Linked DNA regions of Mus musculus: regions 2, 3, 4, 5 and 6 are each linked to region 1. A link is a loop called in an ENCODE intact Hi-C map of the cell type or tissue named here. Cell type or tissue: left cerebral cortex. All regions are shown on one strand.

What was found. A loop is a pair of places that touch in the nucleus more often than their neighbours do. Peaks named below come from ENCODE experiments on the same cell type or tissue, not always from the same donor. Only the 100,000 strongest peaks of a DNase experiment are listed, where the experiment ranks them.
Region 2: it touches region 1 in a loop (2.4-fold over the local background); 14 of 42 quality-filtered maps call a loop at or near these places.
Region 3: a loop joins it to region 1, with 8 times the contacts of the local background. A loop is called at or near these places in 6 of 42 quality-filtered maps.
Region 4: it touches region 1 in a loop (3.0-fold over the local background); 4 of 42 quality-filtered maps call a loop at or near these places.
Region 5: a loop joins it to region 1, with 5 times the contacts of the local background. A loop is called at or near these places in 8 of 42 quality-filtered maps.
Region 6: it touches region 1 in a loop (2.8-fold over the local background); 2 of 42 quality-filtered maps call a loop at or near these places.

What each region holds. Positions count from the first base shown.
Region 1 is chr12:25,098,433-25,102,432 of GRCm38, reverse strand. No RefSeq gene overlaps it. Among named protein-coding and RNA genes, the nearest start is that of Id2, 4.3 kb to the right of the region's middle. In left cerebral cortex, CTCF peaks have their summits at 1,241, 1,482 and 1,686; DNase peaks (open chromatin) are centred at 2,660, 2,864, 3,520, 3,997 and 3 more places; H3K4me3 peaks cover 2,877 bases; H3K27ac peaks cover 2,838 bases.
Region 2 is chr12:25,160,006-25,164,005 of GRCm38, reverse strand. All of the region lies in intron 4 of Gm36287 (a long non-coding RNA gene), which reads right to left. Among named protein-coding and RNA genes, the nearest start is that of Gm36287, 22 kb to the right of the region's middle. In left cerebral cortex, a CTCF peak has its summit at 2,352; a DNase peak (open chromatin) is centred at 2,886; H3K27ac peaks cover 708 bases.
Region 3 is chr12:25,187,395-25,191,394 of GRCm38, reverse strand. All of the region lies in intron 5 of Gm36287 (a long non-coding RNA gene), which reads right to left. Gm36496 (a long non-coding RNA gene) reads left to right here and starts at 551. Exons shown (of 3, transcript XR_381348.4): 1 at 551-1,925; 2 at 2,354-2,567; 3 at 2,880-3,890. In left cerebral cortex, no CTCF peak of the experiment used is centred here; DNase peaks (open chromatin) are centred at 864, 1,840 and 2,061; H3K27ac peaks cover 1,607 bases.
Region 4 is chr12:25,466,943-25,470,942 of GRCm38, reverse strand. It overlaps Gm36723 (a long non-coding RNA gene), which reads right to left. Exons shown (of 12, transcript XR_001780577.2): 10 at 255-907. Among named protein-coding and RNA genes, the nearest start is that of Gm36886, 5.7 kb to the left of the region's middle. In left cerebral cortex, no CTCF peak of the experiment used is centred here; DNase peaks (open chromatin) are centred at 1,613, 2,151 and 3,003; H3K27ac peaks cover 468 bases.
Region 5 is chr12:25,238,341-25,242,340 of GRCm38, reverse strand. No RefSeq gene overlaps it. Among named protein-coding and RNA genes, the nearest start is that of Gm36441, 31 kb to the right of the region's middle. In left cerebral cortex, no CTCF peak of the experiment used is centred here; DNase peaks (open chromatin) are centred at 1,418 and 1,984; H3K27ac peaks cover 1,843 bases.
Region 6 is chr12:25,342,839-25,346,838 of GRCm38, reverse strand. No RefSeq gene overlaps it. Among named protein-coding and RNA genes, the nearest start is that of Gm36723, 11 kb to the left of the region's middle. In left cerebral cortex, no CTCF peak of the experiment used is centred here; a DNase peak (open chromatin) is centred at 2,348; H3K27ac peaks cover 298 bases.

The DNA of each region.
Region 1 (4,000 bases):
CCTCTGGAAGAGCAGTCAGTACTCTAAGCCATTGAGCCATCTCTCTGGCCCTATACTTTCTAGATAGGATCATTATGCTCACAGGTAAGTGTAGCTCTTACCTCATTTTTTAAAAAGCTTCTTTTTGCAACAGATGGAGACTGTTGTTGAGATCCACAACTGGAGGATAAATGACTGTGCAGTGCCTAAACTCTCTCTCCCCCTATATCTACACCCAGAGGTCCTGGGTGCCTGTTGCTAAACACTGACCCCTAGACATGGAAAATGCATATGTGAAGTCTCAACAATATGGTATCCTGAATGAGACCCGCATGGTGGCACCACCACATGCCACGTGAGAGGAGGAAATTCCACGTGGTCCCACCCCTAGACCTAAAGGGTAGTCAATGGCTGCGGAGAAAGAATAAATTAAGACCTCTGGGGAAGAGTTCCCAGATAGGGTATCTAATCCCGTGTGGGCCCTAAATGCTTGCGCATATTAGCAGAGCTGCATAGACTTAGTACTCTGTGTGTTTGTGTGTGTTAGACTCATGTAGCAATAATAACTAAAGAAGAGACCGCGTGCTGCGGAGAGGAACACTGAGTTTGAACACGGAGGCAGGGATGGGAATAATTTAGATGAAGTGCTCATTTAAAAGGTTCTCAAAAGAAAATTCAATTATAAAATAAAAAGTGAATGCATGGTCCAATTCACAGGCCTTCCCTCCAGGCTCTTGCTGAGGGCACTGTTCGAATCTCAACAAGCCACGCCCAGTTCCACCGGTGCCAGGATAGGATGACTTAGGGACTCCATCAGTCTGACCAGAATGACCCAAATTCCTGGGTCTAGCTCACAATCCCAGAAAGGTCCTGGCTTTCTCAGTCAACTGTAGTCACCTCTCTGAGGATGTGGCCCAGGTCCTGCCCTTTCCCACAGAACAAGGCAATGGAGACACGTGCCTGGGGCCAGGGTTGGGGGCAACAATGATCAGCACGTGGTGGGGGTGGGAAGAGGGTTTTCCATTTAACTGCAGAAAAGTCTGTAAATTACCATTGGAGAGGAGGAAGTCTGGGGGTTGCGGGGGGGGGGGACGCCTAAAAATTTAGGGAAGTAGAAGAGCGTCAAACTCTTTTTAAAAAACAAGTTTCCCCGCCTGAATTGGAGCCACCAATGTCCAGAGAGATGATGAGCCCCGTGGCTTGCAGAGTTTGCAAAAGGCAAGAGCCCTGGAGTTGCAGGCGCACCCAAGCATCTCTAGCTGCCCCAACCCGCCAGGGGCGCGGCACGGATGCCCCGGGCACACGTGGTGCAGGCTCCGGGTTCGGGTAAACTACAGTCCTGGATTTGGCTGTCTGCAGAGCGGCCAGCGCGCAAACGAGGCTGGAGCCAACCAAGGCGGGGGCAGCTCACACAATGTGTTTCTTGTTAGGGACTTCCAAGCCGGGCCAGGTTTTGCTTTTGGTGCGGCATTATAATATTAAGAAGCAGTTTGATTCCGGACAAGCCCGCCCTTGTTGCAGGCTGCTTGCGGGTTCCCACGGACGCCAGTGGGCAGACGCGGGTGGCCTGTGCGCTGCACTCTCTCGGCTTGGCGGGCTGGGGGGGGGGGCGCCCAGCGGACTGCGGCCTGGGGTCCCCACGGTGACCCCGGCTCTGGTGGTGGCCCGACCCGCGGCGCGCGCCTCCCGGTGGCGCCGACTGGGTGACGCCAGCCCCCGCTCCCGCCAGTTCGCAGGCAGTCCGAGATTGTTTACCAAGACATATCGCTCCGTCCAGTTAGTTTTCTTTTTTAAATTTGGTGACCGGAATAAAAGTCGCAGGAAAATCCTTTGTGAATGCCAAAGGCGGCCGCAAATCGGAGCGGAGCACTTTACAGTGTTGGTAACAAAATATTTGCGGCGCTCCATAGTTAAATCGGACCCTTCCGCCGAACTTCCCAAACTTGGCTTTCTTTGAACCAGGCTGAAAAATGATCTTTCTAAAAGGGGATCAGACAGTGGCAAGCAATTGGATTTGGCACGATTTTTTTTTTTTTTTTTAAAGCTGGGGCTCGAGATCTGCAGGTAAACAGAACTGTGAGGGAATCCTAGAAGGAGCTAAGGTCGGAATTGTGGCGAGCGAGGCAAGGGCGGGCCAACTTAAGGCTAAGCCATTGTAGTAGCTGCGGCGCTTCGCTAATGCCATTTATTAGCTGAGTGTGACACGAAGTGTACGAGTCTTCAAAAAATTTACCCCAAAGAGAAAAACAAACATCGTCTTGTTTGCTTTTCGTGGCTTTGCTCCTTTTCCTTCAGTCCAAGCCTTCCTCATCTAAGGCCTTTTTAAACCCAAATTCGGTTTATCTGGTTTCAGGATAAGGGCTCCCTCTTGCCAAGGTATTAAATAAACACGAAAAGCAAAAACTCGAATCCTTATACAACCCAGATGCTGTTTCCTCGAAAACCACAACAAACTCGGATAAGCCAGATAACCGCGCTGGCGGGTTGTGCGCCGCAACCCCTCCCCCAAGTCCCCAGCACTCCCACCCTCACCCTTGGGTTTTAGGGCCGGCAGAGGGTGATTCTGCAGGACAGGCGATGAAAAACTGCCGCCAACACTCTCAGCGGTGGATGAGCACCCTTGAAGGATCCCGGTGCCATAAACTATCCGGAAATGTTGGCATCTGGTTCCTAAAAGGGAGCTTTCCCCTTAAGATAAACCGGGACAGAGAAGGTATCTGCGTTTCCAGGCTGACTTACAAGTTTCTGGACTCTAGGTGATGTCAGAAGAAAACTCAGCACTATGAGGGGGCTAGGCCTGCCCCCCCGCCCCCCCCCCGCCGCTGTTGTAGCGGAAATGAGCACGCAGTTGCGGGAGCTGCACGCTGAGTCTCAGAGAGGCCAGAAGACCGGGGCAGCAATGCATCCCACCATCTCTCAGGGTGGGGGTGGGGCCGCTCTGGAAAAGTCTGCTGCTCTTTGCATAACCACTAAGGGTTCCTAAGAGGATGTCAGTAGAACGCGGCGCGGGGTGGGGGTGGGCGGGTCGAGGATAAGGGTCCTTCAAAGATTTTTTTTTCCTTTTGGAGTCAAAGCCATCCAGGCGAAAAACAAGAAGATCCAGAGGAATAATTAAATCTTGTCCTGCGATGAGACAGTGACCTCCTTTGCATTCACTTCTACCCTCCCGCCAGCTCCACGCCTCTGTTGCAAAAACAAATGAAATAAAGCAAAACCTTTTGCTTTGGCAAGGTCTAAGCCACATTACACCCCCCGTGCCCCCCTTCTGCCAAGGAAGAGTTCTTTTCTTCTCCCTCTCCAGACCTTTTTTTTTTCCTCTCTTACCCCCCCCCCTTTTTTTTCCCTGTTCTTTTCTTCTTGGTCTTCCTTCTTCCCCCAAATCACTCGAAACTTAAGACGTGCAGAGGCTGCAGGTGCGCGCAGGCTGACGGCCCGGTCAGGGCGAGCCTGGGACCGCCGGGCCTTGCAGGCATTGATCAGCTGGGCGCGCGCGCTGAGTGACGGCGCGGTTGCTATGGCAGCCGCCTGAGCGGCGCCGCGAGGACAAGGCTGCAGGGCGGCGTGAATGGGCGGCGTCACGCGCCTGGCGCCAGAGAGTCTGCTCCGGGGCTCCGGCTCCGGCCCCGCCGCGGCCTGGCCTGCGCGCCGCTGCCGCCGCCGCTGCTGCCAATTCATCACCTGTCAGGGATCACTCGGGGGGTCACGGGCGGAATGGACACAGCTGTGAGAACAAAACCGAGGGGAAGAAAGGCGAGAGCTCCCAATTGCGCCAGATGTGCAGAGAAGACCTTGAGACTCGCCCGCGCCGAGCCGGCTCCTCCCGCCCTCGTGGCATCACGCGGGGATAGTAGCCAAGGTGGCTGAGCAGGAACCTGCTTCTGATTACCGCGCGTGGCCTGGACACGGTGGGGGATCTGGGGGCCTGGTAGCAGGGCTCGGGCAACTCCAAGCGGGTCTGTTGCTTTAAATGGGGGGCGTCCCAGTAGGTAGCTGGGGTGGCCAATATCTACACACACACACA
Region 2 (4,000 bases), 62 kb before region 1:
GTACAGGAAGTCCTGAAAAGAGACCTCATCTCTACCCTACCAAGGCACATAGATTTCAGAGTGCCCCCAAGAAAGGCCCTAAGCCCCACCCCAGTCATTCACTTGCTGTGTGACCTGAGACAAGCCATTTCATTTCGCTGAGCCTGACTGAGCAAACACAAACAATTAGGTTGTTCTGTGTGGCCATTTGAACAATTCTGAGGCAGTGGCCTTCGAGAGGTTTCAGTTTGAGCCTGAGGCCACTGCCACTGCCTTGCCTAGCAAGCCCTGCCCTCTGTCCTCCCAACACACTCGCTTATTTGAATTAATGCCAACTACTCCTTTGCGGAGGACACCAACACCCCCACCCCCACGGGGCAGCCTGAGTAACCTCCTCTGGCCTCAGCTCCCTGGAGGCATCCAAGGTTATCAGCAGCATGGCCCAGAAGAATCCAACTACTGAAATCGCCATCACCCCCACAGAGGGAACCAGATGTGCTGCCCGTGTAGCCTCCACTGTGATGCTGCCACAGAGTGGGCTTCCAGGTCTGTGCAGAGGGCTGCTTTGTACCTTTGCAGTAACAGAAGAACGATTTCCCCAAACATCTATATTCTGATGTGTCACACTGAATCCCCAAGGAGGGACTGACTGCCCTGTGTGGCCTGTTTTGGCTTTCACAGACACGGCTGGTGGAAGTGTACCCATACCTGTACATGCTATATAAACCTGATCCTGTATACATCATCACCCATACACTGCATTTGATGATCTTATTTGCATTAAGACAAAGTCTGAAATGTGCCAGTTACTGACTGGGTGACTTCTGAGAGGTGACTAGAAAAAAAAAGAAAAAGAAAAAGAAAATCTGTGACCTAGTATTGCTCCAGAGTGTTTGCAAAGGGACCAAATAGGGAGAAAACATTAAGATGACCCCGGAAGGCCTCCTGGAAGTGACTTTGAGAGCTGGGTGACAGCCATCAGTAGCAGAGCCAAGGAAACAGAGTTGGGGAAGAAGGCGGCTGTGTCCTGCAGCAACGCCGAGAGCCCTTCCCTCCAGGGCCAGCTCCCCTAGGAGGGCAGAAAATGACTGGCTATCCTCATTACCCCGGCTATGTCTATCTCCTCCCTCAGGGCTGAGGTCTTCGTATGTCAGATGGGAAGAGCAAGCATGGCAGCCTGTCCAGGAAAGCAGGTGAGACAGGGCCTGTGGAACTACACAAGGGCCATTGTCCACATTCTGTCCCTCTTCCTCAGGGGTGGCAGAGAATACTTCCTCCCAGAAGGAAAGTGGAATCAGGTCCTCACCCCTTCCCACCTCCCCACAGTGGCCCCTTGGGGCATGTGGCCAGAATGGGGGGGGGTGGCCGACCTCACCCCTTTGTCACTGAGGAAGCTTCTAAGGGATGCACAGAATCTGCCACTGTCTCCTCATCTAAAGATCATCGATAATTACAAGAAAAAACTCAATAAACCCAAGAACACAGAGACAGCCTTCTTGGGGTGATCTTAAATGAGCCCCTTGGGGGTGCTTATTCCCTTGCTTAAGGGGTCAAAACTCAGATGGATGAAAGTGGGCTCTGAAAGGACCACGGGAGCCAACAGTGGGCACATACACTTGACCGAACACTATACACTGCACACAGCCCCAGAACCCCACAGGTGAACTCCATGGATTGTCAGATTGGCGACTTCAGCCACACTTGGCTCAGTGTCCTAGGCTCCGTTACAGGAAGAGGCTCCTTCCCCGTGGCTGTAGAGATGGGGAGCAGAGCCAAGTACAGTCAGAGATCCAGCCATAGAAAGGATGAAGAAGTTAACACTATCTGCACATTGCCCCAGGTCTCAGGGGACATCACTAAGGTCAGAATGTCCTGTGTGTGGAATGACTCGTCAACTATGTAAACTTGCACAGAACACATGGAGCACCAAGGACTTTGCTCTCCGCCGAGGAGCCAGCCAGCCCTAGGACCCTAATCAGCCAGAATCCCCAAACTGGGAAAGGAGCCATTAAGAACCACAGAGAGCCACTGAAACCTCAGAGACTCCATTATCCGCACTCTTGACCTTCCTTGCTAGGCCCCTCAGCCAGCCCTCACTGCCCTCCTTCACCACTGGGCTTCCCAGGTTTACTAGGGAGCACCCCTGGCCTCCCTCAGGCTGTACTTTGAAATTTCAGGTGTCCGGCTCCTGGAACATCAAAGATGACACCTGTCCTGCTTCCTTAACCCAGTGGCCTGGGGAAGTCCAGCCAGCCCCAGGGTCTGCGGGTCATACTCCAAGAAGCTGGCTTTGATCAGAGACTCGTTGGCCTTGTAGCCCCCATGTCCCACATTCACTTCTCAGGCAGGTGCAGTGGCTCTGTTGCTGCAGGCAGGTGGCAGCTGAGAACTACTGCCTAGACTCATGTCCCTTTCCCGTTCCACCAGCCCTGCCCTCCAGGAGCCGCAGCCCATGTGATTACGGGTTAACGGGTTAACCGCTTTAATTTTAGAAGCAACCCCGAACAATGGCATAGCAGACACTGGCTGTGCGTCTCACAATTCACGTTCTCTACATACTGGGACAGCAATATTTTTAGGCCCTATTCAAGTAACCTGCCCCGCCTGCCGATGAAATATTAATTAAAGGTTACACTTTCAGCCCTCAGAAAATGATTACACAAGATAGCAATTATATTTTCTGTATATTAAAACTGCACCTTGCTGTGCACAGGAATTAATAATTGCAAACCCAGTTGTTACAGTGGCACCATCAAAGCTGGAAGGAGGCGTGCCTGAGAGGGGAGAACAGACCCACAAAGAAAGTGGGTGACTTCAAAGAACAGAATCCCACATTCAGAGCTGGGATTGCTTCTCAAGGTCATTAACGATTCAGGATGTCTGACAGAGTGGCCCAGTTACAGAGTACACGGAGAAACAGAATTTAGAACAGGGTGCAGCTACTGCCTGGATTCTGGTGGCTAGACTGTCTGCAACCTGGCATCCCAGGGGCCAGTGAGGCAGCTCTTTGAGCCTCTTCCAAGGGACTTTAAGACTCAAGATAGCCAGAAGTTTGGAAAGCCAGCAATTCAAAGCTTCCCAGTTCTCCCACTAAAGGAAAATGGCAGCACATAGACCAGAAGATAGCAGTAGTGGCAGCCGACTTGATCAAGCACCTACCGCAGCCTCCTCTGTGAAGTAGGAATTCCTATCTCCATTTTATAAATAAAATCAAAGATCCAAAAACATTAAATGACTTGCCCACTATGACACAGGAAATGGCAGGATTAGGATCCAAACTGATTGTCCCACAAGTCTGTAAGTGCCAGGATGCTAAGTTTGTTCAGGGTAGTGTCTCTACAAGCCACCTAACATCATGACCAACACATGGTCAGTAAATTTTACTAGTGTATGAATGAATGAATGAATGAATGAATGAACCCCTGAATTAATCAATCATCCTTGCTTGGGAGGTCAAACTCTACAAACCAGCAAAGCAGACTTTTTTCTTTAAATTGCTCTGACTTTTGATGGGTCTGGTATTCCAGGGAGTAGGCGTGCCTCTTGCATACATCAGACAGACATCATACCACCCCCCAACCCATGGCCTCATTTTTCCCTTCAAGACATTGTCAAACATTTTCCACAAGACAAAATATGACACCGGTGGCATGTGTCATGAAACACTTATGGTTTATTTGACTCTGTGACAATGGGAAAATCAGATACTTTCTACAAAGCTCCCTAAAGAAGCCCTTAGTGACCATGTCAAATCTCACCATGACCCTGAGCAGAGGTCCCATGACCCTCTCTGCCCTTCAAGTCTGAGAATTGGTCACACAGAGAAGCCTTATTTCTTTTCATGGAAGGCGAGCATTCAGGTCACAAAGGGGTGGATCCATAGGGAATGGTGGCTCTGCTGGTATCTCCTTGTGACCTAGAGGGCTGGCTAAATGCAAGGGAGAATTTGCAGCTAGAGACTGGAAGAGTGGGGATGCTGTAAGGCCACTCAGCTAGATCCCCTGTAGAGAAAGAGAAGAAC
Region 3 (4,000 bases), 89 kb before region 1:
TATGTACCAACAGATTAATAAAAATCTACTAATGATGTCATAGGAAGGGCCAGCTGAGAGGTAGAAGGGCCAGCTGAGAGGTAGAAGGCAGATGGCTGGCCCAATCCCCTGGGCCCCGGGCCTAAGGCTTCAAGGCAGCCTTGCATCCCACCCCTTATACAAGTTCCCAGGTGACTGCTCTCCCTCTGGTCCTTATTCTACCCTCTGGGGACTCTGCTGTCCACACAGGGCCACCCCTGCAGAGAAGCCTCTGGATAGAGAGACCCTTGAGTAGTGATTGCCGGCATGTGAGCAGCTCCAATACACTATTCCACGGCATAAAATGAGAATAACAAATAGACATGTCCAAAGAGCTGGGGCTGGAGGAGTAATTTGCTCCACTATGGGAATTTCCTTCTCTTCATTTTTGTAAATGCTAAGGAACAAAAGTTTAAGTGTGATCAGATAGCCCAGTCAGTGGCCTAGCACAACTCACCCATCACACCTCAAAGAGAAAGAGAGAGCCTAGGGTTCCCCGTGAAAGAGACCAAACTCAGCCTTCTCAAAACATGAAACCATTTATTTTGGCTTCAGGAAAAAAAAATCCCTTATGTCACACATACACACATGCATACATACACCAGCTTTCAGTTTACAATGAGTATGTGCCCTAGAGCCTCTTCTGTGTCACTCCCAGAGGCCCAAGGGACAGACCCAGTCTGGGTGGAGGTGCCCGTCTCTGCTCGACACAGAGTATGCCTCACTCTTCACGTCCCGCCTGCCACAGCTGGTGAACCACTTGGACTGTGCACTTTCCCAATTACTGTAGCTCTAGAAGCTGACTGAAAAACCAGTAGCAGCTGGCAGGAAATGAGTGAGAAAACTGACCACAGATAAACTGCAAGGCTCTACAGGAGCAGCAGATAGACTCCAGACCAGGAAGTTATGCTAGCAGGGACTCAAGACTGAAAGGGCTCAGGCCCCAACAGGACCCCAGAACCCGTTGTGGGGACTGGTGCTGTGACTTCACAATGGGACCGTGCTCTGTCCAACACAAGCACATCCAGGCACAGCCATAACCACGGGAGGAGAAAGGGAACTTCAGAGAAGATAAACACCAAGCTGAATCCTGGCCTCTGGGGTCCCCAGGTTCCCAGCATCACGAATGAAGGCCAAAGCTACAATGATCTAATAGCCAGGCTGGAGAACCATTACCTGTGAACTCTCTATTGAGGGTCCCTTGGGGCTGGGGTTGGAGGCTGTTCTAGGGCTCAAGAAGTGCATTGGGGTGGTGACAAGTCCAGAGAGTCTGGCCTTCCAGGTCTCTACAGCTTCTCAGCATACTCAGATGGCACAGTCACAGCTCCGTATGATACAAAACATGATCGATCGCTGGGCAGCAGAACAAACCCTTCCCATGTGTGGTCCTCCTTCACATTTGCTGGCATCATAGATGGGTCTGATAATCCTGTATTTGCCTCACACTTGAGAGGAGCAAGCATGGTCTGTAAGCCAGATGTGCACTGGAAGCTAATGGCCTCTCTTCACAATGAGACATTCGTTGCTAAGGAAGGGCAGCCAGGTGGAGAGCTGAAAGCTGCACCTGGGCCGATAGCTGGGTAGCATTGCTGAGCCACTAGTGTTTAAAGGTACCTTCTCAATGGCCCAGAGACACAGCTGCCTACGACGCCACCCCTGGTCGTCCTTTCCTGATAGCAATTACCCTTTTTGCACCTAAAGTAGACCCAGGAGTTCTTCTGAGAGCCGCCACTGGCAGGAAGTGACCGAGCTGTGAGCCACCAGCTTCACTGTGTGACGCGCTTTGTGACAAGCTGCCAGGGCCAGGAGCTGTAGCAGCTGCGCTTGAACTTGTGGCTGGCTGCAGTCCCTTGGAAAGGGAAGGGGCACATCTGGAAGGCGGGTCTGAGTGCCCCATGAAGCTCAGGGTGAGATTCCTTCCCTGTGTGGAGAGGTTGCAGGGAACACCTGCCCTGGGAGCAGGTGGTCCCCTATGCTGGGCCCCTGGGCTATTGCTTGGGTTAGCAAGACGTGCTTCAGCTGAGTCTGACTCACTCTCGTTCCTGGAACCGTCTGAAGGCGGGAGAGGATGCTGTGGGTAGGCTCCAACTGTATCATCTGGGCTGGGGCCGGTAGCAGATGGTCCTTATTTTAAAAAAAAAAAAAAAAGACATACTTCCATGTGGGCTTAAAATAGCACAGTTTTCACCACCGGCCGAATGGGGAAATGTACGAGCTAGTTGTTCACATGGGAGTGGGCACTGTGGGCTTATAAGCAGGAATGAGGGGGTCTAGGCATCAGATGTGGCCAAAAGAGACCATGGTGACCACCCCATGCCTGCCTTTACTTTGTCAGCTGGCTTACCAACCCAAGCAAAGCCTGTAGCAATTTCAAAACCTCAGGATCCTTCCAATTGCCTCAGTGAGCCTTGGAGAAGCCACAGACCTGATACACAAGGCTGAACACGGGGACAGCAGCACTTCCTACTGGCCTCTCATAGGCAGCTGGGGAAACCCCTTCTTCATGCAGCAAGTCGGGAAGATATGGATATCCAACGAGGGGTCTGAAGGTAATGTTGGTCCTGAGCTGATCTCTGTACTTGAGCCTAGAGAAATGTGGAAGCCAGCCTCTGGTTCTGCCCCAGAGAAGCTCTCACATCTGTCCCTCACAGTCTGTGTCTGTGGCAGGTTACTTCCTCTTTGAACCTCAGTTTCCTTATCTGTCAGATGGAGCAAACATGGGGACCTGCCATGGGAGAACCCCAGCTCATGCAGGTACCCTCCACAGGGAACATGGCATGGCCTGTCTCTCTCTAAGGGACAAGAAAGCCCTTGGCCTTTCCTGTCTCTGCTCACACTTAAATCTCACTATGTTTTGGCAGGTAGAAATGTCAGCTCTAAGATCCTGGGCCCCATGCTACCCTCCCTGAGATGCTGCTATGTGAATGTGGAGGGAAAGAAACAGAAGTTACTGCATCTTACTCCATCCTAAGAAAGGCTACAGTGGGCAGCCCTGATTCCCTCCTGCTGTCCAGAACCTGAGAGCCCAGTAAATTGGAGCCTAGGCCACTGTGGCCTTTGAAAGACAGACAGAAGACTTCCAGACACGCAGCAAAGATAAGAAAGCTGCAAGGATGCCAGAGGCCTCCCAACATCCAATCCAGACAGAGCCTTGTCTGAGGTAGAGGTTTCCAATGAGTGAGCCCCAGGAAATCTTAAGTCTTGGGGATATGGCATACTAGCAGAGGGGCAACAATCAGCTCCAGGGAGTAAAGAAATTAAAAGCAGCCCTTGTTGTAGCTTGTGCCAATTTGTATGGTATAATCACTCCTGCCTTGGCTAATGTCATCACTGAAGGCAAATTCAGGACCAGCAAAGCATAGTCAACTGTCCTGAGCAGCAACATCTCACACTCAAAGCATATGAGAACAGATGGCTCTTCCCATAAGATTCTTGCTACCTGCCCAGAGGACCAAGAACAAACAGTGGCATGTCTCGGCTGGAAGACAGAGGAGCAGAAGGGTTGTTGAGTGTTACAGGTTGGCTAGGAAAAGTCCCACACCGGCTTGTGTGTTTGAACACTTGCTCTCCAGCTCATGGTGCTCTCTGGGAAGTTTCTGGAACCTTTTAAAGGTGAGGCTGTGGTGATTTAAAGAATAGTCCCCTTGGGCTCCTATTTTGAATACTTGGTAGAACTGTTTGGGGAGGATTGGGAGGTGTGGCCTTGTTGGAGAAGATGTATCACTGGGGGTGGACTTTGAGGTTCTAAAAGACTCCCAGTGTTCTTCCTCTACCTCGTGGTTGTGGATCAAAATGTGAGCTGATCTTCCCTCCTCCATCACTCATTGTAGTCCTCTGAAACCATAAGCCAAAATAAATGTTTTCTTCTAGAAGTAGACTTGGTCATGACGTTTTATCAAAGCAACAGAAAAGTAACTAAAACAAGGGCCTACATGGGGGAAGTGGATCTCTGGGGAGGCAGGCCTTGAGGTTTACAGTCCTG
Region 4 (4,000 bases), 370 kb before region 1:
TTTGTGTTCTCTGGCTGGATTCTATCAGCCTTATGATCTGTAAACTATAGCATCACTCACTCCCACATGGGACCATGGCTGCTGTCATACTACAGCAGAGCTGACTACAGGAAACAGATACCCAAAGGCCTACAGAAGCTGAAACATCTATGATCTATCCCTTTGTAGAAAAAAAAAAAAGGCAACTTCTGGCTTAATCTATGTGTTAGTCACTGAACATGCTAGAAAAATATAAGTGAAGATAAAGCACTAACTTCTCCAGAGTAGACAGGAGAGGCAGCCTGAAGAACTCATCTTTCCTGCTGAAAGAAGTGTCTTTGGATCTTCTTACCTACACTTCCAACCAGGTGAGTAAAGATGATGGGGGATAAGGCACAGTATGGGTGTTAGTCTTAACACATCCACCAGTGAGGGAGAAAGATGCTGGCCGAATGATAGGGGGTGTGGGGAGGACAGAACTGTGGGAATGAACGCCACTGGCAGAGTACCAGTAGAGCAGACTACCCCTGCCCTCCCCCTCCTCTCCGCTCCTCTTTGCCTACCAGGCACCAGACCAGCACTAGCTGCTTTGAAGTCAAGAAAAGTATGACCTAAACAACATCCTAACCTGAATCATAGGAAAATGGTGGCCACTGGAGTTGGAATCTGTGCAGGGGAGTGGAGTACAGAGAATACCAGGGTAAACAAACCGTGAGAACCAGAAAATGCGGCGTAGGAAGGTTGTGAAGGTTTATACAGGGAAAGAAGTGAGATTCTGGGGTCTCCTCTGAGCAGGAGGCTGGAGGAAAGATCCTGTTTGGTTGTTTTCGACGATGGTATGGATCCTTTGTGTGCTTTTCCATGTTGGTTGGCTCCATGGAAGGTTGAAGTCAGAAGAATAAAACTGACAAACATCCAGGAGGAAGACCTGAAAGGACATAGGAAGTCAGGAGCCAGGTGGTGGCCTGGGACTTGGACGAAAGCTAGACCTGCCTTGATTCTATGATGTCTGGTCACTGGGTGCATTATAGCCAAGAGACCAAATCAGTGGTGTGTACAGTAGCCACTACATGGCTGGAAACTGTGGCAGATGGTCAAAAGTGCCAACAAGCAATGGCCATTGGAAGAAGCAGCTGAGTGCCCAGGTACCCTGACTACATCTCCAGAATGCCCCATTGCTCCTGTCTGTTCTTAATCCTCTGTTTCATGTTTTCTGGGGACCACCATCAGGACCCCCAGGGAGAACCCGAGAAGCCTCCATTTATCATATGTCTTGAGCTTTTAAACCTGTGTAATGTTCTCATGGCTTTATTTACATACAAGACACTGGAAAATGCCATATTTCATAGGAGAGGAGAACCTGGAAATCAAGAGAACAATTAAGCTGTAGAGGAGGAAACACTGCTTGTTTCTGACACCGACTGGCTGTTTACAACAGTGCTCCTTCAGAAAACAAAATCAAGGAATTACTTTGTCAACATGTGCAAATTTAGCCTCTGGGGACTTGGGGAGGGGCCGTGGGAGCATTTCTGTAATTACAAGTCGCACAGAGGTACTTCAAGCTTGGCACTGATGGGGATGTGCAAATTGAAAACGATGTAGTGACAGTTGGTGGCAGAAATCCTAGGAAAGACGGAGCCTGCCAGGTACCAATTCGTGCGTGACAAACTCCTCGCGAGTGCATGATGACTCGAACTTCCTCTGATGACTGAATGCTAGCTCTCAGAGATGAGCCTTCAGAGTTCTTATAGATGGACCTAACATCACATGCAGTCCCAGGTGACACCAGCAACCTCCTTCCTTCTCTCTCTCATCAAAGACTCACAGGGACTTTTTTTTTTAATATGGAAAGTTAGAACATCCAAGAATCAAACTCTTAGTTTTGAATTTCCATCATTTACGAAAGTGAAACAAATAAACAAAGCAAATCGCATGGCATATATGAAAGACCATCTCAGAGGCCAGCAACAGATCTGGGAACTCACAATAAAGGCCCATTTTCCTTTCTGTAGGCTCTAGATACTTACTGTGTATTTTTGCTTGGGCCTTTGTAACTAAAAGCGTAGAGAAGTGTTTCGTTTTCTATGGTGGGAGTCTGTACCACATATGGCAGCCACTCTTCCTCCTGGGAGCCAGGATCTGAGCTGCTGGGCTCTAGCTTCTGTGGTCTCCTATCTGGGCATCTTGGGTAGCCCATGCCTAGAAAAGCCCAGCTGGATTCTAATTGTATGGCCACATAGTACCCTCTGTGTTGTTCCCTTCTTACTGCTCTTAGTCGCTCGGTGCCCAACCTAATGACCTCATCCTCTCTGGGAGACCTTCTGGAAAGACCATCTCTAAGGTCAAAGCCTAAGGTACCAAGGTTCAGAGCATCACTATCTCTGTTTCTCTCCCCTATCTTATTTGTTTGGGGTGGAGGGGATGCACTTTAAACCATAAAAACATTTACTTTAGTGTTTTTGTTCCATGGACAAGATGTAGTCCATGTTCGCCTCAAACATACTAGATGGCCAGGGATGACTGCTTCTGTCTCCTGGGATTTACAGTTATGTGCCCCAGGCCTGGTCTCTGAGGTGCTGAGGATAGAGCCCCAAAGCTCTGTGAACATTAGGCAAGCACTCTCCGAGCTGATCTCCACTTCCAAATTCCTTGCATGTGTTTTACACTTGGCAACACACTAGGTGTCAAGGTTGTCATTGGTACTCATAAAATTAGGACTGGAAGGAAAGGGTTAATCCTTTAACACTTGAAGCACTTAAAGAATTGCTTTGCCAAAATTAGGACCAGGAATCTGTAGGGCGATAGCTACTTCTATTACCATTTACAGCGGAGGGAGGGATCTAGACAGTCAGGGGTCAAGGTGTGCACCGGAAGTAACCGGAGTGAGGCTGGGTAGTGCTGATGGGCACCTATCAGGGGAGAGCAGCTGCTGAAGGCCAGCGGGCGAAGGCGGGGCTCTTGGCAAAGGGAGAGAGAGGAGACTGCGGAGCATATGTCTGTGAGCTGAAGTCGTGAAAAGCACGAGGGAGAGCTCCTCGTTCCACTGACTGCTCTCTTATCTCCCACAGTCAGTCTTGTTTCCTGGCTACTCCCTCCCACTCCCTTCCTCCCCTCTTATTATAACGTGTAGAGAGCTATTTAGTTTGGCATTTTCTTATTTTTCAGCAATATATTCATGAGCAAGGCCAAAAGTCTGTCTCGAGAATAGTGGACTTCCCGATCCTTTTCTCTAGGCACCACCTTATAACGCACCCACCCCGGCAACCCCCTGCCTCTCTTTCAGGGAACTGGGCACTTCTTTTCATTACATTCCACTGTCTTCTGTGGCACAGGTACTAAGATCCCAAGTTCTGGAGTCAGATACCACAAAGAACCCAAGGCACATTAAAGGAGCAGTATGTTTGCAGTGCCCAGTTCTCTACTACCTGATCTATAGTATGGATCCGCAGGTCAGTTCACAGACAAGGCTGAACAGAGCTCCTGGCATGGAACCCAGCCTAATCCATATCGGTTATGAGAATGCTTGACATTCGCATCGTCTATATTCCATCTCTTCTCAGTTTGAGGATCATTTTGCTGAGTATGTAACAACACACATAGATCAAGTATGCATACAGTGAATGCTCATGGAATTAATTAATTAATTAATTAATTTTTAGTGTTTCAATTTGAAAGTTTCCCTCATAAGCTCCTATGTTTTCTTGGCTGTTACCTAATGGTGCTATTTTAAGAGATGTTAGAAATCTCAGGAGATCATATCATTCCAGCAGAGAACTCCTAAACCTGATAAACAGCTTCAGTGAGGTAGCTGCATATAAAATTAACTCAAACAAGTCAATGGCCTTTCTCTACACAAAGGATAAACAGGCTGAGAAAGAAATTAGGGAAACAACACCCTTCTCAATAGTCACAAATAGTGTAAAATACCTTGGCGTGACTCTAACTAAGGTAGTGAAAGATCTGTATGATAAGAACTTCAAGTCTCTGAAGAAAGAAATTAAAGAAGATCTCAGAAGATGGA
Region 5 (4,000 bases), 140 kb before region 1:
GTCAGAAATGATATATAAGACATTTCCACAATGTTAAGACCTCGAGAGTGAGTGAGAGGCTGGAAGATAGCTCAGTGGGTAAAGCGCTTTCTACACAAGATCCCAGAACCTTCGTAAAAGATGGATGCCACAGCACATCTGACCAAAACGCTCCTACAGAGAGACAAGGGGCAGAGACAGGAGCTCATAAGCCAACCAGCATGTGTAGCAAAAAACCACAGAGACCCTGTCTAAAACAAGCTGGAAGGTCCCTGATATGAGTCACATGACACTGTGAGGGTGAGAGAATAAATTAGAAGTCTAAAGAACCCAACTCGTATAACATTACCTGCCTGATTCTTCCTCTTTAAGGACTTACCCAGCCATCTACCAGCAAGCACAGCTACCAACTACCAAATGCATATATTCTTGGCACGCTGTCTTAGACTGTGCAAGCTCTGTGATGTGGGTAATATTGTTTTTCCCATGCAGATGACTTTTTTATTGTGGTAAGAACTCTCAATATGAGATTGCCCGTGTTAACAGACATGCAAGTATTCAGGAAATTGCTGCTCACTGGAGGCCCAATGTCTATAGCTTATACATTCAGCATCAGGGAAACTTCCTGTCTGTTCCCTTCTCTCTCCACTTCCTGGTATCATTCCATTCACTGAGGCCATGAATGTGGCTACTTCCAAATGCCACAAGTACATGAAATCATATAGTGTTTGTTTTCTATGGCTGGCATATTTTACTTAGTAAATGTCCTCAAGGCTTACCCATTCCTTCTTCTTGAGGGCTAAATAATATTCCATCCTTTGTAGATGCTATGTTTTCTTTACACATCTTTCTGTCAGTGGACATTTATTAGGACTGTTTCTACATCTTTCCTATGTAGGCAGTGTGATTAAACCCATTTAACAGATGAGCTAACTGAGAGTCAGAGAAGTCAGGAAGCCCTCAAATTCAAGTACCCTTGTCAAACCGGGTCTTGACTGACTCCCCACCTTCTCCCTGCCTATGGCTTGTATACCTCAAGCATTAGCAGTCACATAGAGGGAAGTTGCCAGAGTCCCCTTTCTCTCTGTTTTACAGGTAGCCTGCAGATCCTGCCAGGCCTGCCTGCAGGTGCTAAATACGAAGGGAGCCAGGCAAGGCTAAGCCATCCTATTTTAAAGGCCCATTTCTACCATTCCACATTATCCTCCTCCAACCTGCAATGAAAACACACAGGGGAGGGGTGTAAAAGTCTTGTGGTGTGTGGCCTGGCCGGGCATGTTTTATACCCACAGGGTCAGTTTCCTTGGGCTGGCAAGTGCTAAGTAGGCTGCTGGCTTCCAGGGATATCCTAGCCAGAGAGAGTAGAGTGGTGAGAGAGGAAACAGTAGCCAATTAGGACAGTTTTACTGCCTGGAGTCCCAGGAGGGGAATCTGGGCCATCCCCGTGGAGAAGGGATTGGCTGGGAAAAGATTCACGAAAAAGGAGGTGCTGCCATGGTGTTAAGACCAGACTGAAGAAAGAAAGAGACCAGTGACCTTGTTAGGCATCTCTGTGTCTCTGTAGGGATGGGTGGACTAAGGCAGTGTGAGTCACCTGGATGACCCACCAGCAGTTCCTCCTGCCCTGAGACGGGAGAGAAGGGTGTACTTACACGTGGATGCAAGGCAGAGAGTACGCTCTTCACCTCAGCACTAAAACACGAACTGAGGAGCTGGGCGAGGAGCCCTTTGGGATTTGTTCCTTCTGGTTGGGAAATGCACCCAGGAAGGTTAGTTAGGAGGGTTCGAATGAAGAATCTCTTGGGTGAGTGTAACCAAACAGCCTTTGCGGTCCCCCTTCCTTGGGAACTTACCGGACTTAACAGGAAGTCCCCTTTACCCAGACCACTTCCCAGCATCAGAAAGAACAGGACATCCTGTCCCCACAGCTCTGCAAGGTCAAATCAACCAGCGGCATCTCTGTCCCCTTTTCTCACCAGAGGCCAGCGCACGGCCTCCTCATCAACATTCTGCCGGCTGGGCGTCGAAGCTGCGGGAACTGAGAAGTAGGTCACCCCACAGGCTAGGAAGGCTGCTGTGTGGTTTCAGCTAACTGGGTTGCTGGAAAGCCCCCCTGCCCACAGTTATCCCCTGAGTCACCACCTCACAGTGGCGAGGCAGCAGGCTGACTCCGTCTGAGCTCAGCTCGCAAGGCTGTGCTGTGTGGGGCATGGGAGGAGTGAAACCCACCTCTGAAACAAAATCCAATAGTATCACCCTTCAAGAGCCTTCCAGAAACCAGCCTTGGTAGAGGAGCACCCGGGGGCACTGTTGGGGAGGACTCTGCCTTTGTCCTAGATCCCCAGTACTCTGACAGATCTAAGCACTTGGGCCACAGGAGCTGGAAGCAGAAGTGGCCCAAAGGTCTGGGAGGTTTCAGGGGACACAGGTCAGGTGTACAGAGAGAGAAGCCTGGGACCAGAGGACATCAGGGTAAGAGCCACCCGTAGCTAGGTGGCAGTTGTTTAGATCCCTATGCAGAGTCAGAACAAGGGAGGAGGGTAGTGCAGTATTCACCCTCTTTTTCACCTTCTTTGGCCCCGTGTGTTTTTTGTTTGGTTGATTTTGGAGGTTTTGGGTGGGTTTTTTTTTGTTTGCTTGCTTGCTTTTTTTTTTTTTTTTTTTGGTTTTGGTTTTGGTTTTTTGGTTTTGTTTTCATTAATTTATTTATTTACTTTACATCCCAATGGAAGTTTCCCCATCCCCCTCTTCTCTCAGTCCCTCCCTCTCAACGCCCCTCCCCTCACCCTCCCCCCTTTCTCCTTAGAGAAGGGGAGCCTTCCCTTGGATATTATCCCACCTTGATATATCAAGTTCTAATAGGACTCGGTGCATTTTATTCTAGTGGGGCTAGGCAAGGCAGTCCAGTTAGTGGGGAAGGGATCCAAAGGCAGACAACAGAGTCAGTGACAGCCCCTGCTCCTGCTGTTAGGGGTCCCACATGAAGACCAAGTTGCACATCTGTTACATATGTGCAGGGGGCCTAGGTCTGACCTGTGTACGCTCTGTGGTTGGTGATTCAGTCTCAGTGAGCCCCGATAAGGCTCGTGTGTCTTGCTAAGGAGGTGGCATTGTACCTGAAGACACTGGAGCCGGTCTGGGTATTTTCTGGTGGAAAATTATGACCAGATATCTACTTTAGAAAGATGCCTCTGGGGCTGGGCAGTCCATTCAATCAGTAAAGCACTTGCAAGATCCGAATTAGATCTTCATAGCCCATGTAAAAGAAAAGGCATGTGGCATGGCTCCCATTCATAATCCCCATATTGGGTAGACAGAGACAGGCAGATTTCTGGGACTTCCTATCAGTCAACCTAGCCTACTTGGAGAATTCCAAGCCAGTGAGAGACCTTCTTTCAATAAAAAGAAGTAGACAGAACCTAAGAAATGACACTCAAGTTTGTCCACTGCTGGGAACAAGCATCTACAAGTATCAACACACACACACACTAAATATACACAAACACACTCACACACACACACTCATACACACACATCTAAGGAACCCATTAGGAGGAGAGTGACTCAGGACAGAGATTGCTTGGAGGGACACAAACGCACCCAACAGATGACAGTGTGAGGGAAACGGGAGAGGCAGAATGTCTGATGAGCTGAGAATGATTTGGTCTGCACATAATATCTGCTGTGTGTCCCTGGGTACGTGACCTACCTTCATCATCTTGCCCAATCTCTCCAGTTCCCTGATATGGGGCCTGAACTTGTCCACTTGATGGGAAGGGGATGAGACACAAAAGGCATCAGATCCCAGAGCTGGGGAATGCGGATTGAGGGTAACTGCTCCCAGAATCTCTTGCTAACCCCAGCCTGGCACACCCAGCTTCAAGAGTCAGCCAGAAGATCTGGATGGGTGGCATGATTAGACACAGGCAAGGGGTATATCAGAAAGAAAGTCTCGGCAGACATACCCAGAGGAACATTCAAGGCATTGTTACCCTGTAAACTTTCTGTAGTATATTCTAGA
Region 6 (4,000 bases), 240 kb before region 1:
CTCTGAGGCTCTGAGGACAGATGCAGATGTGAGGATGCCTGTCTTCTCCCTGTGTATCTTCATGTCATCAGCTTCCCTATCTGAGATTTCAGTCCAAATGGTCCCTTCATCAGGGATACCCATCAGGCTGAGGGGAGCTTACCTTAGTTTCACTTTATCTATTGGAAGACCCCAAAGTATCTCTCTCTCTCTCTCTCTCTCTCTCTCTCTCTCTCTCTCTCTCTCTCTCTCTTTCTCTCTCTGAGATTCTGGAGTTAGACTCTAGAGTGTGGCTTTTCTGTCCGGGAGGCAGGTACATGACAGCATACTGTTCCTCCCTGTGTCCACAGCTCCTGTCAAGCAGCTGCTCTGGGCAAGGAGAGCTAGAGAGAGGAAATCCAGGGAGAAGAAAGCCAGGGAGGAGGATAGATGGGGCTGAAAGAACCCAAGGAGAGCGAAACACAGAGCCTGGGATCGAAAGAGAGGGAGGATCTGGGAGGAGGCAGTGAAGCATTGAACCAGTCAAGCCCACCCATGACATGGAAGGGGGCTCCTTCTGTTCTCCTTCATCCAGGAGAACAAGAACGATACAAGACCAACAGAAGAGAGGCGACTGATGATTGGCAAGTGAGGAAATATAAGTATTGTGAGGTGGTGATAAAGCTCTGTGGATTATAGCATTTGCTGCCAAGTTTGACAACCTGAGTGCAATCCCAAGATCTACATGGTGGAAGGAGATAACTGGCTCCCAAGGGTTGTCTCCTCTGACCTCTGTATATATGCCATGGGACGGACACACACACATACACACCAAACTTTGTGCATGTGGGGGTGTGGGTGGGGTGGACAGAAAGGGAAAGACCCTAGAAACCCTACAGGGCATTGCTAAGGAGCCATCACAGATGGCAAAACAGAATCCGCTGCTGGCATCACTGGGCCAGAAAGCATCCGTGCAATAAAGGACCAGGAGAGAACACATGCACAGCCTCTGATTCAACAGTCATTCTTCACGAGCATAGACAGACCAGTGGGTACATTACCATCACACATGTCTGAATGTGCATGATCCCGGCATAAAGGCATCCTGACAGTCACCGTTTTACTGCATTTAATTGAATATTTAGGGACGGAGCTGCTCTGCCGACCAAGTACAAGGACCTGGCTTTAGATTGCCAGAAACTGCATAAAAAGACAGGTATAGCAACAACTCCCAGCAAACCCAGGACTGGGATGACCATGGGGGATACAGGAAGATCCCTGACACTCACGATCTAGGCAGCCTCTCTGTATCAATAAGCCTCAGTTTCAGTGAGAGACCTAATCTCAAAACGTAAGGTAGAGAATGGGCAAGAAGGACTCCTAGCATCAGCCTCTAGCTTACACACACACACACACACACACACACACACACACACACACACACACACACACAAATAGTCATATACACTTGAATGGGCAAGAAGGACTCCTAGCATCAGCCTCTAGCTTACACACACACGCACATACACACACACAAATAGTCATATACACTTCCCCTGGTTACTCAGAATAAACTCAAGATAGAGGTTAGCTTCACTCTGCCTTGGATTTTCTGGAAAAAGAAATATACCTCTAACAATCACATCGTAAATATAAAGATTTAATCCCAGCACCAAGAAAGTGTCTTGATCCTTATACTTTCTTCCCAAAATTACTTTAATGGTTTAAAACAATGTTAGTAAATTATTCCTACAGAAAAGATTCGCTTTACAGCCCTCTATAAAGGGCATTGAAATACCCATGGATGTTTAAGCAATATGGACGCAGCTGTTTCTCAGCCAGTGGGTAACATGTGCTGTGGCTTCTCAGTAAACAATAGCTTTTGAAATGAAACCCTCTTGTCCACTTAGAAAAAATAATTTTAAAATAATTTAAACCCAGCAGCAGCCTATGTGTAAGGCGTCAAGAATGTTTTCAAGACCAAAATGTGAATACATTCACTATTTTCCAACAACTGTACTTCTTTAGTCATCCCAAGGAAGGCATAGCAACCACTTGATAGCCGGTAGCCCGGTGTAAAATATTCTCCCAGTTCAATTCAGGCCAGAAGTGAGGGGAGGGGAAAAGACGGCGGAAGTGCTTGGAGGCTTCTCATTAGGAAAGTTCTCGGTTCACCTGCTATGTCCAAATCAAACTGCCGGGGCTGGCACTGGCTCTGGGAAGCACCGCGGCTTGAGAAGTGGGCAGCTGGAACCCGCGGCGCATCTTCCCTTGTCAGGGATGAATCAATCATGGCGAGAGATGTCAGCATCTGCCCAAACCATTTCATATTAGAATAAATGGCAGATGGTGGTGTTTTTATATTTAATCAGTTCCACCAAATGCAGTTTCATCTCCGCTAAAGCAAAGCCATCTGTGACGTGTAGGTGTGCGAGCTCGCTGAAGGCCTGCTGCAGAACCCTTCTCGGAAAGGTAAAGCCTACAGCTAACGTTTGCTGACATGAGGCACAGTGAGCCCGGAAGCCTTTAAAATAGAGCCTCGTGTTGTCAAGAAATGCTAAATATTTATGGCGGGGGTGCCCTCCATCTGAGACTTGGAGCGCAGGTCACACTTCTAGAAGTGTCCAAACTGTCTGGAAACATTTTTAAAACAAAAGTGACCCTTTCATTTGCCTGTGCATCATTCTGACTCAGTGCTTGCTTTGTTTGAAATTAATTTTTATATTTATACTCTTATGTGTATGAACATTTGGTGCGTGTATGCCTGTGTGTGTGTGTGTGTGTGTGTGTGTGTGTGTGTGTGTGTGTGTGTACCATGTGCTAGGCATGGTGCCCACAAAGATTAGAAAAGGACTTCAGATCCATGGAACTGGAGTGAAAGGTGTCGTGAGCCCCCATATAGGTGCTGGGACTTGAACCTAGGCACTCTGGAAAAGCATCCACTGCTCTTAACCATTGAACCATCTCTCCAGCCCCCTTTCTGTTTACTTTGATAAGAATTCTTCCAAATCAAGTGGGCTAGCGTCATCTCAGTTAAATGCTTCACACAACACTGAGTGCCTACACCCACAACACCAAAATAAAAAAAAAATTGTAATGTGTTATATGTACTTCTTATCCCAGTGAGGGCTGACTGGTGCAAAACGTGGAATTATTTTTAATGCTGGCAAATAGGACACACCACTTTTGGCCACAGAAAGCCACATGGGAGCCTACTACTAGTGGCAAGTTTACACTCTAATCCTCCTAAGATTGAAAGCCATGGTCAACATTACAAAGAGACAAGGATAGAGCCATGTTCCCACCACAAGCAAGTAATGGCTGGTTACCTTTTCCTAAGATATAGAACACGGAAGAGGTAGGTTGTTCCAGAACATTCTGTCCCACTCAGAACACAGGGGGTGGCATGTATTTCTCATGAGACACAAGATAGGACACCATGCAGCTGGCAACAACTATTGTTCTACAGGTATTGTTCTTCTGGTATTATTTTAAAGGTTGACCAGTGTCCCCAAATCCCCAGCTCTCCAGCATGACATAGCCTATTCCTGCCTCCCCCTCTGCTCTATGACCTGTCCCAGTCCTTTAAGGAAGGTCAGGACCTCCGCCACCCTGAAGCTGTCCTGTGCCCTGAAGCTTTCTTGTCCCCTGGTTTCCATTGTGGTTTGTGTACCCACTACCAAATGTCCTGACTGTTTAACATCCTATCTCCTCCATAAGTTCTCTAATTCCTCATGTCCTGCTTTACACTGATTCAAAGCTACCATTTTCTTTCTGTGTTTCTTTCTTTCTTTTGTTGTTGCTTATTTGTTCGGGTTTGGGTTTTTTGATAGTGGTAACATCAGTGATGGTGGTAGTGATAGTATTTACTTTTGCTATTTTATTTTGCTAAGTAAAATGGTCTTACACAGTCCAAGCTGGCCTTCTTAGGTAGCCAAGGATGACCCAGAACTCCTGACTCTCCCATGTCCTCCCCCAAGTGCTGATATTACAAGTGTATACTACCATACCAAGCTGATAGCTACCCTTCTCAGCTTCTTCA